2 separate regions of the Homo sapiens genome follow, and region 1 is linked to region 2. The links are chromatin contacts, found by Hi-C or POLR2A ChIA-PET in ENCODE. All regions are on one chromosome and are shown on one strand. The core of a region is the stretch at or near the end of the contact, and the rest is flanking DNA. Distances in the headings are between cores, read along the strand shown.

The links. Hi-C counts contacts between places; a loop is a spot of excess contacts on that map. ChIA-PET counts read pairs that join two places held with the same protein, here RNA polymerase II (POLR2A). Pooled maps may share reads with other maps.
Region 1: a pooled map shows a loop between it and region 2 (5-fold over the local background). The contact joins two enhancer-like sites. A Hi-C loop is called at or near these places in 2 of 168 maps with a recorded cell type or tissue (DLD1 and heart left ventricle) and 2 of 50 pooled maps. POLR2A ChIA-PET finds 5 or more read pairs at or near these places in 4 of 52 experiments (AG04449, H1, HepG2 and 1 more).

The regions. Positions count from the first base shown.
Region 1 is chr21:39,563,075-39,566,898 of GRCh38, forward strand. No RefSeq gene overlaps it. Among named protein-coding and RNA genes, the nearest start is that of B3GALT5-AS1, 48 kb to the right of the region's middle. Within about 2 kb of position 1,322, at least 6 of the 41 ENCODE cell types and tissues checked have a DNase peak (open chromatin) inside an H3K27ac peak, as active enhancers do.
Region 2 is chr21:39,523,668-39,527,397 of GRCh38, forward strand. It overlaps the pseudogene JCADP1. Among named protein-coding and RNA genes, the nearest start is that of SH3BGR, 74 kb to the left of the region's middle. Within about 2 kb of position 1,649, at least 2 of the 41 ENCODE cell types and tissues checked have a DNase peak (open chromatin) inside an H3K27ac peak, as active enhancers do.

The DNA.
Region 1 (3,824 bases), core at 72-2,571, 39 kb after region 2:
ACTTTGGCAAAGGATAAGATAATGTTGTGGAAAATACCATACTCTGCGGCAGTTTTAGGTATGGCTGCAGACACTGCCACATCCCGAGACAGATCGCCCTGAGCTCTTCTAATAAGAGACAACTGCTGGGCTACTGTCTGGTGAATAATCGAAATTGCCTGTTGCCAGGGCATGTGACCCACTGTGACTCTCCTGGAGAGCAGCAATCAAGACTAAAGTATTAGTTCCTGGAGCTGCAGGAGACATTCAGAGTGGCATCTGTTCTCACTGGTTGGCAGCAGAATTGGTTCATTTCAGCCTGCAATCCTCTTCCAGTAAATCCTCTTCCAGTAAATCCTCTTCTCCACCCCCATTTACCTATAAGACCTCCTCCTCCCTCTCCACTTCCTCCCTCTCCCTCTTTCCCTTCCCCTTTCCCTCCCTCCTTTTTCTCTTCCCTTCTTCTCTCTCTCTCTTTCTCTGCCTCCCTCTCTCCTTCCCTCTCCCACCTTCCTCCTTCCTTCTCTCTCTTTCCTCCCTCTTTCCCCTCTCCCTCCTTCCTCGTTCCCTCCCTCCCTCTCTCCCTTATCCCTCCCTCTCCATCTCTCTCTCTCATTCCTGCTTGGACATCAGGTTCAGAGGGCTGATCTGGTCACACTCCTCGCTTCTTGGCACATTTTCAGTGTGGCTTCTTGCAAGGACTCTCACTTGTTTGGTTCTTTAATTTCCTTTTATAACAGCAACAGCAATTACCCAACCCTTCCAATGTCACTTTCAGACCAGATGCTGTACCAAGGGCTTTATGTACACTCACTGTTTGCTCCCCACTTGCAAGTGTTGAGATGGATTCCACCACGGCCTCCAGCTGGAGGAGCTTGGTAAGTTGCATGTGGTGTCAGGGCTAAGCCCAGGCAGTCTGTTCCTTTGATTTGGGCTCTGCACTGTCCCCCTTCCCCTCCCCTTAGGTTTAATGGATATCATTTTGTTATGTGTTCCTACAAAACGGATATCATTGTTTTGTAGTCATTTAAAAAACAGTCAAGAAATTATTGTTGTAAATGTCTCTGTTTCTTATTTTCTCTAGGCCTTCGCTTCCCTTGGTGGCCAGGTACTTTCTGGTTCCCCCAGAGGAAATCATTTCACCCATCCTTTCTTCCAGTGGTGGACCCAGAGTGCTTCCAGCTCTCTGTCCTACAAATAAAGCTGTGACAAATATTCTCAAATATGTCTCCACAAGGGGCCGTGGGGACATTTCCATGGCCTGGAATCAGAAATGCCAGGCCCTGGGGTGCTGAGGCCTAATTGGTGAGCTAGGCCCGACTGTGCCCAGCCTCCCCTCCCACCAGTGGGCACAGTTCCAGTGTCCTTCCATCCATGCCAGCACTTGGCATCAGCTGCTGAATTTGTGCCAGGCTAATAGGTGTAAAGTGATTTTCCATGGTATTAATTTGCATTTCTCTGACTATTGATGATGGCCAACATTTCCCCCAATGCAGGCGGCCTTTCATCTGGCTGCATTGCAGTAAACTGCTTGTACTCATTTTACTATTAGAGCTGCTGGAATTTTCTTGTTGGTTTGTGGGGTTTTTTGTTCTACATTTCTGTTTTTTTATCTGGTAGATTTTATCTGCTGCAGAATCTTCTCCCTGTCTGTCCTGTATTTATTTTTGTCCCTGGGGTGACCATTTGGAACAAAACTCCTTCATTTTCATATAATCAAATGTATTAATATTTCTGTACATTGGAAGTTTTAAGAAGTCCTACCCTATCTACAAATCATAAAGATATTCTCTTATATGTCTTTCTGTTATCCTCACCCTTTTACCTTCCTCAGGCAGGTATTGCTTTCATCTGGAGCGCATGATGATTTCTGTGTTAGGTAGAGATTCAGTCATATTTCGATTGACTGATACAGTCATGGTCTCTCCAGCACTATGTACTAACCATTGTCCTCTTTTCCTTATTGAGTTTTGTTCCCCTTTACTATATGTTAAATCCTTTTCAGACACAGGTTTCACTCTGTACTCTCTATTCTGTCTCCTTGATATAGTTTCTACTTTGTGCAGCTTGCATGCTGTCTTTTCATTACCTTAACTTTGAGATGTGTTTTAATGCCTAGCAGAACAAGCCTACTTCATTTTGCTTTTTTTTTTTTTCTTTTTCTTTTTGAAACAGGGCCTTGCTCTGTCCCCAAGGCTGGAGTGCAGTGGTGTAATCATGACTCACTGCAGCCTCAATCTCTGGACCTCAAGGGATTTTTCTCAACTCAACCTCCCAAGTAGCTGGGACCACAGGTGTGCACCACCATGCCCGGCTAATTTTTGTATATGTATGTGTGTGTGTGTGTGTGTGTGTGTGTGTGTGTGTGTGTGTGTGTATGTGTGTGTGTATATATATATTTTGGAGATGGGGTTTTGCCATGTTGTCCAGGCTGGTCCTTAACTCCTGGGCTCAAGTCATCCACCAGGCTGGGCCTTCCAAAGTGCTGGGATTACAGGTGTGAGCCACCTGTGCCTGGTCTCACTTGGCTCTTGGCTTTTAAAAAGTTGACATAGCTTTTTTTTTCTTTTTTTTTTTGAGACAGGATCTCGCTCTGTTGCCCAGGCTGGAGTGCAGTGGCACGATCTCGGCTCACTGCAACCTCCACCTCCTGAGTTCAAGTGATTCTCCTGGCTCAGCCTCCTGAGTAGCTGGGATTACAGGCACACGCCACCATATCAGGCTGATTTTTATATTTTTAGTCGAGATGGTGTTTCACCATGTTGGCCAGGCTGGTCTTGAACTCCTGATCTCAGGTGATCTGCCCGCCTTGGCCTCCCAAAGTGCTGGGGTTACAAGCATGAGCCACCACACCGGCCCAACCCAGCTCTTCATAGACCTTTCTTCTTCCATGTTAAAATTAAAATAAGTTTACTGAGTTTCTCAAAACACCTGCCTGTAATTTTATTTCAACTGGATTGCGTTTATATCTTAATGTAGGGAGAATGATGTCTTTATTCTGGTTTTCACCCATCTAAGTGGCATCTTTTGAGGATTCCTGACATTTTCACGTCTATTAACAAGGATGTAGAATGTACCCTGAGTGCTTGAAGTAAAGCGTTCCTATGCCTAGCAGGGAGTGCACCTCTGCTGGTCTCCTACCTTCCACCAAGAAGGATTTCAATGAGGCTCTGGAGAGAGGCATGGTGGCTGGGGGGAAGGCCTCCCTTGGCAGGGGTTTGAGGGAATCCGGATCCCCTCCCGGGCCCCAGCACCCAGTGTCAACACACGCACTGGCCCTGTGTCCACTACGGCTTGCCTCTGCGTGACTCTCACTTACATACATGTCAATCACCACGGATGCCCTGGAATTCTAGGTGGTTCCTCATCGCTTCCTTCCGGATCCCCACAGTGTCTGAGTATCCCCAATATCTGCTGCATTTCTCATTCCTGCCCAAACCCTTGGGCCTTTCCACTGTTCCTTCTAGAAAACACTCTGCTGGACCTGGAGGTGAGGCAGGGGTCCCTCCTGCTTCTTCTTGTCCCTTCTGGACCTCTCTAAATGCCTCAGCTTTGCCTCATCTCATCAGATCGCATCCCCCTCTCCCCCGGCTGCAGCCATCTGCAGACTGCTCACTTCTCAGTGATTGGGGCTTCTGGTTCCCTGTCACTCTCTCCATCACCACTCCAGCCTTAATTCTGCATGATTTCAGTCCATGTGGTTGATTCTTCCAACAAGGAACCTTCCAGTTCCCCGAATCTCTCTCTTAATGATTGTGTCATATACACATCCCCTCCTGCCTGCAACCCAAGTGCCTCACTCTTATGGTTCATTATACCTTAGACCTGTGCTGTCCAATATGGTA
Region 2 (3,730 bases), core at 399-2,898:
GTGGTAGTAACAGTGGGATTTGAGCTTGCCCTAAGTTGCCCTGGGAAAGTATTCTGGTTTCTCAGGCAATGGGTGAGGCTATAAAACTCCCCAAAATTTATGTCCTTTGTGTAAAGCTACTAGAGTGGGTGGAGGGGCACAACCAGGTTGGGGCAGGGTTAGGCAGGTCTGCACTCTGACTCTCCTTGAGCAGGGTTAGTGACAGCTCCCGCAAGGGTTGGGGAAATTTTTTTCATGCTGCTTGGGTAATGTTCTGGAGAGGAGCATAACTGCCTCTGCTGCACAGGACAGTTTGCAAAGGGAGTGGGGAAAAGTGGGTAGCAGTAAGTCTCATGCAGCTCCCATGCATTTGGCAAGGCTGATCTCACTCCTGCAGTACTCTGCTAACAGTGCTGGGTTAGATCCAGGCAGTCTGTGCACAGAGCTGCGCCAGGCCATCAGCTTCCCTGCACAGATAGCAATCTTGGCTTTCAGGTCACACTGTTCCCCATCTGCCCACAAGGCTGGGTACCCAGCTCCTGAGGGTAGTGTCTGTAGAGCACTTGCCATTCACCCCTCCCTAGATTCTGCTCAAGGGAATTTGTCCCCACCTGAGATTATATTATAAAATTCAGTTGAAAACTTCTTAATTCAGTTGAAAGCTTCTTTTAAGTTGTGACCCCTCCCTGAGTTCGTTGGCTGACTTCTCTGAGGACCCCTGTGGGATATAATCAGGAATGGCTTCCCCCAGTTCATGCTGGAGACTGGGAATGCCTGCAAGGCACTTCCTGCTGCTGCTTCCACTTTTATCTTTCATGTCACTCCCTGAGTCTGTTCCAGCTCTGGGTAGAGTTAAGACCTTCTCCCATGGCCTGGATTTTCAGATTCCATGGTGGGTGTGTGTGCTCTGGAGGCAGACTCTCCCCCTCTCACACTCCGGGGACTTAAACAGTTTCTTACTTGTCTCATAGGGTAGGCTGCAGCCTGCCACTTCTTTCAAAGGTCTGTGGATTCTTTTGGTTTTCTTGTTAAGTTCCTGCTTTGATTCTTGGAAAAAAAAAATTCATTGTGAATCTCTACACAGTATTCTTTCCTTCCAAATATGAGAGACACACTAACACTGCCTCCGATCTGCCATCTTGGAAAAAAACCTGACTGTGTATTTGCAAATAGCCTGTCTTCAAGCTCACTGATTCCTTATTCTGCTTGATCAATTCTGCTATTAAAAAACTCTGATGAGGCTGGGCATGGTGGCTCACGCCTGTAATCCCAGTACTCTGGGAGGCCGAGGTGGGCGGATCACGAGATCAGGAGATCGAGACCATCCTGGCTAACACAGTGAAACCCCATCTCTACTAAAAATATAAAAAATTAGCTGGGCATGGTGGCAGGCACCTGTAGTCCCAGCTACTCAGGAGGCTGAGGCAGGAAAATGGCATGAACCTGAGAGGTGGAGCTTGCAGTGAGCCAAGATCACTGCACTGCACTCTAGCCTGGGAGACAGAGCAACACTCTGTCTCAAAAAAATAGAACAAAACTCTGATGAATTCTTCAGTATGCCAATTGCATTAGAAGTCTACCTAGTATTCTATTGTACTGCAGCCAAGCTGGCACTCAAATCATTAGACACAGTCTCTCCCGTTTCAACAGGCAGAGGAGCCTCAGTCACATGGCCACTATTGCCACAGGCCCACGAGGAGTACTGCCAGGCTCCTGCCAACGTTCACTTAAGGCCCAAGGGCTCTTCAGTCAGTTTGTGGCTCTTCAGTCAGATTCTGGTTAGGCCCCAGGAACTAGAGTCTTTTTAAAAGCTCCCCCAGCCTGCTGCCTTGAAGGATGCTGAAGTCCCTGCACTTGCTAACACCAACAGCCCAGGGGAGCTGGGTCCTGCCTCCACCAGCATTCCAGTGGTGGAGCTTCAATGAGGCTGGGCACCATGTACAGTGCCGAAGACCTCCTGATCACTCATGGGTACAAACTGTTGAGAGACCTCCCAGCACCACGCAGGGATAACCCTGAGGGATGCCAGCCAGCAAAGACAAGGATGCGAGTGGTCTGTGGCCTGCTGAATAGGCATGAGGATGGCCCTGCGGCCTTTGCACATCATAAGACACCTGCTGGGAAAGGGCGTGGGAGTGACTCTGAAAGCTGCCGCGCCACACTGAGAGGCCACGGGGATCCCCAGAGCACTTCTGCTTCTAGAACCTCTGAGGCAGGGCTTCATAATCAACCAACCCCAGACTGTTAATGACCAAGCCAACTGGAGAAGAGGAGCGCGGGAAGTCAGCAGCCTGCTGGGTCCGAGGGACCCAGAAGACCTGCAGGAATGACCCAAGCCCACAGTCCGCCCGTCCACATGAGGCAGCGTCCATAGGAAGTCAGAGGAAGGGCAGAGGATGTGACGAATAAGACAACTTGGGGCCGGGTGCAGTGGCTCACTTCTGTAATCCCAGCACTTTGGGAGGCTGAGAGGGGTGGATCACTTGAGGTCAGGAGTTCGAGACCAGCCTGGCCAACATGATGAAACCCCGTCTCTACTAAAAGTACAAAAATTAGCCTGGTGTGGTGGTGGGAGCCTGTAATCCCAGCTACTTGGGAGACTGAGGCAGGAGGATCGCTTGAACTCAGAAGGCAGGGGTTTGAGCTGAGAACACACCACTGCACTCAGCCTGGGCAACAGAGAGAAACTCGGTCTCAAATAAATAGATAAATAAGAAGGCAGCTTGGGAAGAAGAATTGAGAATGTTGGGTCCTGCCAAGTGGCTGAACGTCTGCAACCAGCCAAGGAAATTCAGGTGGCGGGTGTCTGATGGTGATGGGAAGAAATTATTTCAAGATCTGTTACTGTTCATTCAAGGAGAACACGTGTCGAATTCTCAAAACAAAGAGAAATCCCAATTATTGCCTAGAACTCTCCCCTCTCCCACCCCCATAGCCCTCCGACCCACAGCCTGAATTGCACAGAAATTTCCATTCCATTAAATGACAGACATTTACCTAAAATGTCACAGTATTCTCCCAATTATGCAACAAATTTGAAATTCACAAGTGACCCTGAGAAGGGTGGCTCCTTGGCCTCTTTTCCTCAGCCTAAGTTTGGGAGACCCCTCAAGCCCCCATCTGACGGCTTGCACCACCAGTCCCATAGGGAGTAGAAAGTGGTGACTATCAGGACAGCCAGCAGCGGATCCATAAGTCCCCAGGCATGAGCTCTGCATGTCTGACTTTGGATTGGAGCCTCCAGTAGGTACCTCCACCATCACACAGGTCACCCCCCAGCACATCCCAAGCCCCTACTTGGAAGACACAGTGCTCACTCATATGTGGCATTCACGGTCAGCAGCAGCCTCCAACTGAGAAGGCCGGGCTGGTGGTCGGCTTCCTTGTGGCCCCCTTGGAACTGGGCCCTGCAAACACCCTCTTACCTCAGGGCTCCCTCCACACCTCCAATCTGCCACTGCCCATGACAGCTTCATTCAGTACATTCCCTTTGATGACCCAAGGATATGACATATCAAACCAGCTCAACCCCAGGGTTTCTTTGAGGACACAAGGTTTGGTGATGAATCTTATAACTCCAGTCCTGTCACTGACCAAGAGCCAGCTCATGGAAAAATGCTGATGGTGCCATTTGGAATCCACAGAGCCTGATAGCCTTGTCAGGGAATAAGAGAGGCCCGGCCTTGGCTGATCCTAGCCCCTTGTGGCCATGGGTCCAGCTTCCCAGAAATAGAGAAAATGGTGGCTTTCC